Linked DNA regions of Homo sapiens: region 2 is linked to region 1. The links are chromatin loops, found by intact Hi-C in ENCODE. Cell type or tissue: PC-9. All regions are shown on one strand. Each heading gives the region's core, and the rest is flanking DNA. Links, peaks and the distances in the headings are about the cores only.

Region 1 (5,384 bases), core at 135-5,134:
TTTCCCAGGAGAAAAAAAAAATGGGCCCTGAGTGATTGAGGCCCTAGAACAGGTAACTATGACTGACGGAGAGTTTAGATAGAAAGAATGCAGGAGCTCAGAGTCAGGGGAACTGTGGTTAGGGACTTTGTGGGGAGCAGAGTGGTGTGAGGAGAGTGCCAGAGCCATGGAGAATGTTAATTACAGAAGCTGATTTTCAAAGTACTACAATAGGCCTGGCGCAGTGGCTCACACCTGTAATCCTAGCACTTTGGGAGGCTGAGGCAGGCAGATCACTTGAGGCCAGGAGTTCAAGGCCAGCCTGACCAACATGGCAAAACCCTGTCTCTACTAAAAATACAAAAATTAGCTGGGCGTGGTGGCATGCACCTGTGATCCCAGCTACTCAGGAGGCTGAGGCAGGAGAATAGCTTGAACCTGGGAGGCACAGGTCACAGTGAGCCGAGATTGTGCCATTGCATTCCAGCCTTGGTGACAGAGCAAGACCCTGTCTAAAAAAAAAAAAAAAAAAACAAAACACTACAATAAATGTTAGATCATTCGTCCCAGTAAGAGCCTTCCCTAGGCAATGTCTGATGTCTAACTTTCATGTAAGACACTGTAGACATCACTTCTTACTAACCTTTGCTCTTTATAAAACTGGCGATCCTACATTATGTGTTCATGACACCAAGAAAAAGCATTGCCCTCGTGAAAGTGCTATGATGATGATGATTGCAGCTGTGCGGGCCAGTATTATCATTTCAATTTCAGTCGGTACCCATTTGTTGAGTGTCATCACACTAGGGAGGATGGTGGGGGAGGAACAGCATGGGATTTGGCGTCCTGGGGCTTGGGTTGGATTCCCAGCTCTGTCACTTTGTTCTGGAACCTTGGATACTTAAGCTTTCAGGGATCCAGTTTCAGCTGGTAAATTGGGATAACAGACCTACCTCACATGCTTTCCAGAGGATCAGATGAGGTGATGCAGTGTGAAAAAGCCATGCTGGATGTGACAGAGGGCTACACAAAGGTGAGCTGCTGTCTAAATCAGGACAGGCTGGGGTCTGCTGCTGTAACAAACAAACAGTAACCTGACATTTCAATGGCTGCATGTCAGCCACAAGTCAGCCTAGGGGGCACTCTGCTCATCAGAGTCACACAGGGACACAGGCTCCTGGAGGAGCCCTTAGCTGCCTGCTCAGGAAAAAAATATGGTAGAGTCTGCATTGGCTCTGAAAGCTTCTGCTTACCTTTCATTAGCCACAGAAAGTCACATGGCCACATCGACTTCCAGTGAGCAGGGAAGTGCCATCCTATCATGTGTCAGAAGGAGATAGAGTTGGAATATTTATTCACAGCCTATGACCCGAACAGTTGCTACTCTACAAGGCTGGATAAGATGTGGTCCTTGTCCTCAAGACGCTTACCAGAGCTCACCTCAAGATCCCTACCCAGGGGTTTTGGAAACATCTCCAGGAAAGTGTACCCTCTTCTTTCTGCCATGGATCCCTGCCCCTGCCTGCCCACCACACGGCCAGGGCCTCATCACTTCTAGCTACCACATGAATGGCTTTGCTAAAAGCAGCTAGAACACCCACATGCTTCCCTGGCCTCTGCCACTCTTGTTGTAAAATAACCTCCAAGGCCTCTTTTTCGGAGCTTGTGCCTTCCCTTTGTCCTTCACCCAGATGTTGAGGAGAGGTGCCCAGGTGGCCAGGTTCGTGACGATCCCCCAGGCTGCAGCTAATTGCACCATGCTTGAATGCAGCTGGGAGGAACAGCTCTTTGCTTGCCTGGAGCCCTTCTTGTACCAGATGTCTGCGGACCTTCCCACCGCCCAAGCTCAGGTCTTACTGCCTTTAGGGAAAGAATGAAACAGGAAAGCTTAGCTCATTTGGTGTCTCTCACCCCAGGTTAGAACCATCTTTCTGTTCTTCTGCTGGAGCAGAGACATCTCTGTAGCTCCCTTCTCCATCACCCAGAGATTCCTGGGGTGGCCTGAGACTCACCAAAGCCTTTTTCTTCCTTCCTCTTGAGTGGTGTCCCTTCTCCTTGGACACTTTAGTTGGAGTCCTGAGAGAGAGAATGAAAGAGTTTAATGCAATACTATTAGTAATAACAATAAATATAATAGGTTACCATGTGCTAGGCTCTGTTCTGAGTGCCTTGCATATATTAACTGATTAAATGTTCACAAGAAGCCTATGAAGTAGGTATTATTAATAGTCCCACTTTAGAAATGAGGAAGAAACGCGCTCAGAGAGGTTATGTAGGTTGTTGAAGGTCACACAGCTAATACGTGGCAGAGCTGCGATTTAACCAAGACCGTGTGACTACAAAGCTCATACAGATCTGTTTTTATCATGGCAATTAGGTCTACAGTGGTTGAGAGAGATGGTTGAGGTTACAGATGGCAAGGGCGCCTTTATTCCTGGTGCTGGCAAAATGGCCTTCCCGGTGTATTAGGAGGTCGTGCCTGCCCTCTGCTGGTCGTGAATGAGCATTGCCACTCAGAGGATGTGGACGAGAACCCGCCGGCAAAGCACTTCACAGGTATTTCAAAGAGAGTAAACAGGCAAATAAACTTGCAGCTTACATGCAGCAGCGGCATATTGACTATTTCTTTCCCTCTGGTTTGGTGTGTTTTACATTTGTTTTTTTCTCCTGGAAAAAAAAAAAAGAGGAATAAAAAGCAAACAGGCAGCTCTCCACCTCTGAGAACAAGCAGAAGAAAACCACAATTATGCAACTATCAAATAACAAGTCTATGTGTTTATTGTCTCATGGAGATTGTAATGTAGTACTAGATGCCCAAAATGTCATCCTAAACAGATGTAAAGGCACATTTTTGGTCGTTCATAACTAAGTTAGGGTAAAATAGTTTCCTAAGTTAATCAGGGTATTCTTCCACTATCGAACGTTGCATGCAAAAAGATTCTTCATTTAAAAAAGTTCAGCTGTTTTGAATTATCTATGTTCAAATAGAAATTTTGTGTCCCTTTCTGATTTGCTGTAGAAAGACAAAGGTGGCCATCTCTGACTAGGCTGCAGTGCAAGTCAGCCGGAGACATAGCACATAGCACATTACAGGGACCCAAGATTTTTGGGCTTATAGTAGTGACTACTCTTAAGGGGACAATCTGGCTTCTTCGAAGGCCCCCAGCCAAGAGGACCCCTTCAGACAAGTCAGTCCTGCCCACTAAATCTTTATGGGGAGGGGAGTAGAAGGGAGAGGAAACACTGCCACGAAAATCTAATCCTGAAAACTGTCCCTGGGGATTAACCAGCTGAAGCCAAGTATTAGTTCTCACACTGCTATAAAGAACACCTGAGATTGGGTAATTTATAAAGGAAAGAGGTTTAATTGACTCAGAGTTCCACATGGTTGGGAAGGCCTCAGGAAACTTACAATCATGGCAGGAGGTGAAGGGGAAGCAAGTCACATCTTACTTGGCGGCAGGAGAGGGAGACAGAGAGAGGAAATTTACAATCATGGCTGGAGGTGAAGGGGAAGCAAGGCACGTCTTACCTGGTGGCAGGATAGGGCAAGAGAGCAAATAGGGAAGTGCTACTTTTAAACAAATCTCATGAGAACTCACTCATGATCACAAGAACACCGTGGAGGAAACCTCCCCCATGATCCAATCACCTCCTACTGGGTCCCTCCTTGGATTACAATTTGAGATGAGATTTGGGTGGGGACACAGAGCCAAACCATATCAAGCCCCTTGTAACAGGTACGTGACCTGAGGAGTCATGGCCTCTAAAGGTTGGATCTTCAGCTCCCAGACAGAGAATTGTCAGCATTCGTAGTTCTTAACTTGGATATTTAAAGTTTCCCTCTCTGAGAAGTTTGAGCAAGTTACAGGACATAGGTCACACCCACAGCAAAACTTTCATTGATCAGGGCTCTTGTGTGTATTTTTCACCCCCTGCCAACACACTCTACTTAAGTAAATGTGAAAACCTCAAGAAAACTGCTGATCAGAAGATTCAGTAAAGCGGACCTACTTTCAGGACATACCTTAGGATCTGTGCATATTCAGATATCCTGCATACCATGCTTGGACCAGGTACATTTATATCACGACCTTGGCTAACTTTTTCTCATCTATGCTCACTGCTTCAAATAATCGCCTCAACATGGGGCACTTGCAAGTCTGCTTCCTTACTGCTGCCTCTGTCCTGGGATCTGGATTGGCGTTTCCAACTGCCTGATGGGTAGCTCCATCTAGATGTCCCCCCAGGACCCGCAAGCAGCATGTCCAGATCTGACCCAAGCATCCCATCCCTGAAAGTCCCCTTGAATGCTTTATTTCTTTTAACGTCATCACAATTCTCCTTGGGATTCCAGCTCAAAGCCCCAAACTCCTCCACTTTGCCTCATGCTCTGTCCCACCAAATGGACCTGGCCAGCTGCGATTCTCTCCTACCTCTGTGCCTTCTTGACCTCCCCCTGTCCTGACTCCCTCCTGGCATGATGTCCTGGACAAGGGGGAGTTTCAGAGCCAGACATGGGTTCAAATCCCAGCTCCATTATTTATTGCATATCTGAATGTGGACTTTTTCCCTTAATTTATTCGAGCCTCATCTGTAAAATTGAAACAAATATGTACCTCGTAAAAGTAATTGTGAGATCAATCAGATAATATAGATTAAATGCCTGGTATAGGGTGAATGTTAAATATATGTTATTTTTCTACCCTCTCATTCAGGCTTCATTATTTCTCACGGGGGCTAACTTTGAGTAGCCTCCTAATTCATCCTTGCCTCTTTGCTCTCCATCACAAGCACTGATTGCATATCCACTACTTGCCAGGCACTGGGCTAGTCACCAGGAAGAGAAACATTAAACAAGTCCACAAGGCCCTGCCCCTGTGAGGCTTACAATTCAATGGAGAAAGTAACATTCTCTCCTTCCTGTGATTTATTGTCACTCTTGTACCTGATGGATCTTGCTTAAGCACAGATTACATGTCATTTTTCTACTCAAGACTGTTAGTGGCAGCCCATTTCCCATCTCATGAGATATCTTTCTTTGGCTGGCATTTAAGCCCTTCTGAATTAATAAAGTTCTCATTTGCTTTTGTAGCCCAATTTCCTTCCACTGCCCCTATGTATATCCTCCTTTCTGTCCAAGTAGAATTACTTGTCAATCCCAGTATAATGGACATTTGTCTTTTTAAAAACTACCGATCCTTGTGGGACATCTTTTCTGTTTCAGAGAAATCTCCATGAGTGAGTCTTGGTGAAAGGCAGAAACTCACAGTCCTTCTCTTTACTCGGTGGATACCAGCATGTAAGCAAATAAACCGGGCTCAGCCAGTCAAAAACTCTACTCAAGATTCTGAGTTTTGGGAAAGTGACACAGTATCAGAAGACACACGCAGAGTATTTAACTC
Region 2 (5,384 bases), core at 54-5,053, 660 kb before region 1:
AACAGGACCCTAGTCTCTCCTAGCTTGAGGGATTTCTGCTGAGAAATCTGCTGTTAATCCAACAGGTTTTCCTTTATAGGTTACCTGGTGCTTTTGTCTCACAGCTCTGAAGATTCTTTTTATTGTCTTGACTTTTGATAACCTGATGACTGTGTGCCTAGGCAATGATCTTTTTGTGATGAGTTTCCCAGGTGTTCTTTGAGCTTCTTGTATTTGGATATCTAGATCTCTAGCAAGGCCAGGGAAGTTCTCCTTAATTATTCCCTCAAATATGTTTTCCAAAGTTTTAGATTTCTCTTCTTCCTTAGGAACACCAATTATTTTTAGGTTTGTTTGTTTAACATAATCCCAGAGTTCTTGGGGCTTTGTTCATTTTTAAAAATTCTTTCTTCTTTGTCCTTGATGGATTGGGTTAATTCAAAAGCCTTGTCTTCGAGCCCTGAAGTTCTTTCTTCTGCTTGTTCAGTTCTATTGCTGAGACTTTCCAGTGTATTTTGCATTTCTCTGAGTGTGTCCTTGACTTCCAGAAGTTGTGATTGTTTTTTGCTTATGCTATCTATTTCACTGAAGAATTTTCCTTTCCTATCCTGTATCATGTTTTTGATTTCTTTAAGTTGAAATTCACCTTTCTCTGTTGACTCCGTGATTCGCTTAATAATCGACCTTCTAAATTCTTTTTCTGGCAATTGAGATATTTCATTTTCATTTAGATCCATTGCTGGTGAGCTAGTATGATCTTTTGGGGGTGTTAAAGACCCTTGCTTTGTCATATTGCCAGAGTTGTTTTTCTGGTTCCTTCTCATTTGGGTAAATTATGTCAGAGGGAAGATCTGGGATTCAAGGTGGCTGTTCAGATTCTTCTGTCCCATGGGGTGCTCCCTTGATGTGTTGTTCTCCCCTTTCTCCTAGGAATGAGGCTCCCTGAGAGCCGAACTGGAGTGATTGTTTTTGTTCTTCTGAGTCTAGCCGTCCAGTGGAGCTACTGAGCTTCAGGCTGGTACTGGGGTGTGTCCGCAAAGAGTCCTGTGATATGATTCATCTTCAGGTCTTGCAGCCCTGGATAGCAGCACCCGAACCAGTAGAGGTAGCAGGGGAGTGAAGTGGACTCTGTGAGCATCCTTGGTTGTGTTTTTGTTTGGTGCGTCATTTTGTGTTGGTTGGCCTCCAGCCAGGAGGTGGTGCTTTCAAGAGTGCATCAGCTGTGGTCCTATAGCGAGGATGTGGACTTGCCCTACGGGCTGGGCACAGTGTCTTATTCCTGTAATCCCAGCACTTTGGCCGAGATGGGCGTATCACTTGAGGTCAGGAGTTCGACACTATCCTGACCAACATGGTGAATCCCTGTCTCTACTTAAAACAACAACAAAACAACAAAACAATCACCACCACCACCACCACCACCACCACCACCACCACCACCACCACGTTCTAGGAATACCTGGTTAAGTATTCAGGTTTTTCAGGCAGTGGGCGGGGCCATAGAGCTTTCAAGAGATTTTGACCTTTGTCTTTGGTTACCTGGGCAAGTAGAGAAAAACCACCAGCTTGGGGAAGGGATAGGTGTGTCTGTGCTCATTCCCTCCTTGGGCATGGGGCTCGCTTTGGCTGCTGTGGGGGATGGGGGTGTGGTTCCTAGTCCAATGGAGTTATATTCCCAGGGAGATTATGGCTGCCTCTGCTGAGTTACACAGGTTACCAGGGAAGTGGGGGAAAGCCTGCAGTCACAGACCTGTCTCCACTCCCATGCAGTCCCCAGTCCTAAAGGCCAGTCTCATTCCTGCCGTGCCCCCTCACCTGCATCGAGTCTATTTCCAGGCAGCTGGTGACCAGGGCTGAGAACTTGCCCCAGACCGTGAACCTCCCTGTTGAGAAAGCAAGCAGACTTACAGTTTTTCGGTGACTCAGGGAGCCTGCAGTGGTGATCCAGTTACCTCAAAGGGTCTATGGATTCTCTCAGCTTTCCTGGTATGTTCCTGTGGAAATTCTTGGTGCTGCTATCCAGGGCTGCAAGACCTGAAGATGAATCATATCACAGGACTCTTTGCAGACACACCCTAGTACCAGCCTGAAGTTCTGCTCAATACTGTTCATGAACACTGTTCATGATGTGAGTCTCTACACACTGCTCTGCCTGTCTGAGCGGGAGCTGCAAGCTAGTCCTGCCTCCTATTCGCCATCTTAAAGTCCATTTAAAAGGTTTTGAATGGGGTATAAGGAAATCTATTTAACTGTATTAATTCTCTAAACAACAGTTTAGATAAAGTTCCACAGGTGTGACATCTTTTACTGGGTATAAAATGTAGTTTATCCCATTCCTTTAAAAGATAATTCTTTAGTTCCCTGTCCAAATCATTGATTTCATAGTATATTGTACCTTTGAAAATGCATATCAGTTTTTCCCCCCATACTGTACAAATCAGGCTTTTTTTTTTTTTTTGTGACAAAAGTCTTGCTCTGTCGCCCAGGCTGGAGTGCAGAGGCACAATTTGGGCTCACTGCAACCTCCGCCCCCTGGGTTCAAGCGATTATCCTGCCTCAGCCTCCTGAGTAGCTGGGATTACAGGCTCCCACCACCACACCTGGCTAATTTTTGTATTTTTAGTAGAGTCTAGGCTGGTCTCGAACTCCTGACCTCAGGTGATCCGCCCGCCTCAGCCTCCCAAAGTTCTGGGATTACAGGCATGAGCCATCGCACCTGGCCACAAGTCAGGCTTTCTTCAGCCATAGTTCTGTGTGAGGATCAGGAATCTTTAATTGTAGACTCCCATTATATATATTCTTTACAACCTTTTAGAGAAATCTGCCAGTAATAAATTCAGATGGTTTGCTGTTTGGTTGATTTTTTTTTTTCTCACCTCAGAGTGTAGTAATTAGTTATAAGTTAAGCTGTGGAATATCAACCCAGTTGCCTGTTTCACTCAGCAAATATTGTTTGCTCACTATGTGATCTAAGTTTCTGCCTTCATAGGGCTTATATTCTAGTGTAGATGAGTGCTGGGAGACAGATAAGGTACAGCTAGTAATAAATAAATAAAATAGTTTCTCTAGTAGTAAGTGTTAAGAGTAAAGTTAAAGCAAAACGATAAAGAGTAGGAGAGAGGGGTCTACTGCACGTAGAGTAGTCAGAGAAAGCCTTGGAATTGACTTTTTTTTTTTTAAGTTGAGGCTTAAATTATGCAAAGGAGGCAGCCACAGGGAAAGAACTTTTCCTGGACAAAATCCTATTATATTTAATGGCCTTGAAATGTGAATGCAATATGGCATATTTGAGGGAAAGAAAAGACTAGTAGTTGACATTTCATAGATTGGTAGGAAAAGTGAGAGTGATAGGAAATGAGTTTGGAAAAGAGGACAGGGCCACTGAAATAAGGTGTTGTGGGCTAAAATATAAAGTGCTAAAATTTTAAAGTAATGACAAGCCAAGCCATTGAAGAGTACTAAATCTGTACTGTATTTTTAAAATTAAATTAAAATTTAAAAAATTGACTCTTGCTCCTCTCTGGAAGTACCATAATATTATTGGAAAGTCAAAGTCAATAGAAATGGTCTCTTCACAGGTTGTTAACATTTTCCAGTGAGGTAACATTGGGATACTAGCTCATAATAGTTAACATTTATTGAGAACTTAATATATACCAGCACTGGGCAATACATATTATATGTCTGAAGCACTTTATATTATGTTTTCTTCACAGCAGTCGGATAGGTGGTAATGTTATTACATATTCTAAATGAAGAAACTGATTATATTTTTCCCAAGGACACATAATTCCAAGTGTTGCTTGGATAACATGAGCCAGAATGTGAACCCACTGAGTGGTTTGTACACTTTATGAATGGTTGTCACAAACGTGATGATGATTGATTTACAGATATAGGCAGAAGATGCAAATCTCTTTTATATAAGTAATGGATACAAGAACTTACTTTTTAGAAACATGTTGCAGTATTCTCCCCTTTGGAAGGACAAATTTCCTTTGCATTGAATTTCTCTTGTAGGGCACTACAGTGGTGGTGCTACCACATTGTCTGACTGTGATGAGGATTATCTTACTCATCTCCAAGATCTCATCAGTATAAGTAGACTGGGTTTCATTGTATTCCCATGGTTTCTTAGCAATCTGTTATTTCTTTTAGATAAGATATATGTATATTCCTTCTTGCTGAAGACAGCAGATAAAATTGAAAATAGCCATCAAATAAAAGCAGTTTCATTACTTCTCTTCAAATCCTAATATATGGCTTTTGTTTTAAAATATTTTTTTCTTAAAGTATGTTGGATTTGGCACATAACATTATTAAAATAAAGAAATTTTATTCTACAGGTTGAGTAAATGTTACCTGAAATGCTGGGGACCAGAAGTATTTTGGATTTCAGATTTTTTTTAGATTTTGGAATATTTGTATTACTGGTTGAGTATCCCTAAACTGAAAATCTGCAATAAATAATGCCTCAAAAAGCACTCAGAAAGTTACAGATTTTGGAGGATTTTGGATTTTTGGATTAGGGATACTCAAACCTGTATTTCTAATTTTATCATAGGTGTTGAACTTCATCAAATGGTTTTTCCTAATATTTGATGTAATCTTGCTGTTGTTTTTCTTTTGGTCTTTTATTGTGCAGAAGTTTATTAATATATTTTCTGATGTTAAACTAGTCTTACATTCCTGTAGTAAACCATAGTTTTTCACTGAAAAAAAATTCTGCTCTATTTAGGAATTTTGTATTTTATTTACAATTTCAATTTTATGTTGACAAGAAAATTTTTTTTTCCTCTCTAGAGGACTTTTAAATTCTTTTTGTAATACCTTTATTGGACTTTGGAACAGAGATACTGGCCTCTTAAAATGAAGAATATTTCCCTCATTTTCTATTATCTGGCCCCATGTCCAAGTTCCCCATTTCTCCAGAAGGTGGATTTTATAACCATAGCCATAAATAAAAACCTTATGGAACCTCTAAGGTCATCTAACAATTTGAATTAAAATCCAAACCCCGGGAATACAGAATTGTTTTTCAAAGTTTGCTTTGTTTTTAAGTTTAGTTTCTCAGATATTTTTTGGAAAAGGTATGTTTAATAAATCTAGAAGAAATTTTAGCAGTAAGCGGAAGCAGTTGGGAAGAAAATACTGTATATGACAAAAATTTTGGGAAAATATCCATGATATAAGAAAGTGTACTCATATTGCATCTGGGTTGAATGCTCCCATAAAGGAAAGGTGAGTGGACCTGGACATGTAAACATAGGAAGTGGGAAGGAGAGGCAAAGGAGCACAGGAATGGGATCTGTGGGCTTGTAAATATAATCTGATGAATAGTAGTTTGATTAAAATGTACTTGCAAGTCTTTCTCAGTCCAAGAGAGAATATGACTTGAATTGAGC

Evidence for each region. Peaks named below come from ENCODE experiments on the same cell type or tissue, not always from the same donor. Only the 100,000 strongest peaks of a DNase experiment are listed, where the experiment ranks them.
Region 2: it touches region 1 in a loop (2.5-fold over the local background); 2 of 110 quality-filtered maps call a loop at or near these places.

The regions. Positions count from the first base shown.
Region 1 is chr5:38,190,834-38,196,217 of GRCh38, forward strand. No RefSeq gene overlaps it. Among named protein-coding and RNA genes, the nearest start is that of LINC02119, 45 kb to the left of the region's middle. In PC-9, for the core only: CTCF peaks have their summits at 2,457 (motif pointing left) and 2,656; no DNase peak of the experiment used is centred there; H3K27me3 peaks cover 1,096 bases.
Region 2 is chr5:37,532,078-37,537,461 of GRCh38, forward strand. The region is part of intron 9 of WDR70 (WD repeat domain 70); the gene reads left to right. Among named protein-coding and RNA genes, the nearest start is that of WDR70, 160 kb to the left of the region's middle. RefSeq lists an enhancer at 1,217-2,416. In PC-9, for the core only: no CTCF peak of the experiment used is centred there; a DNase peak (open chromatin) is centred at 1,944; H3K27ac peaks cover 413 bases.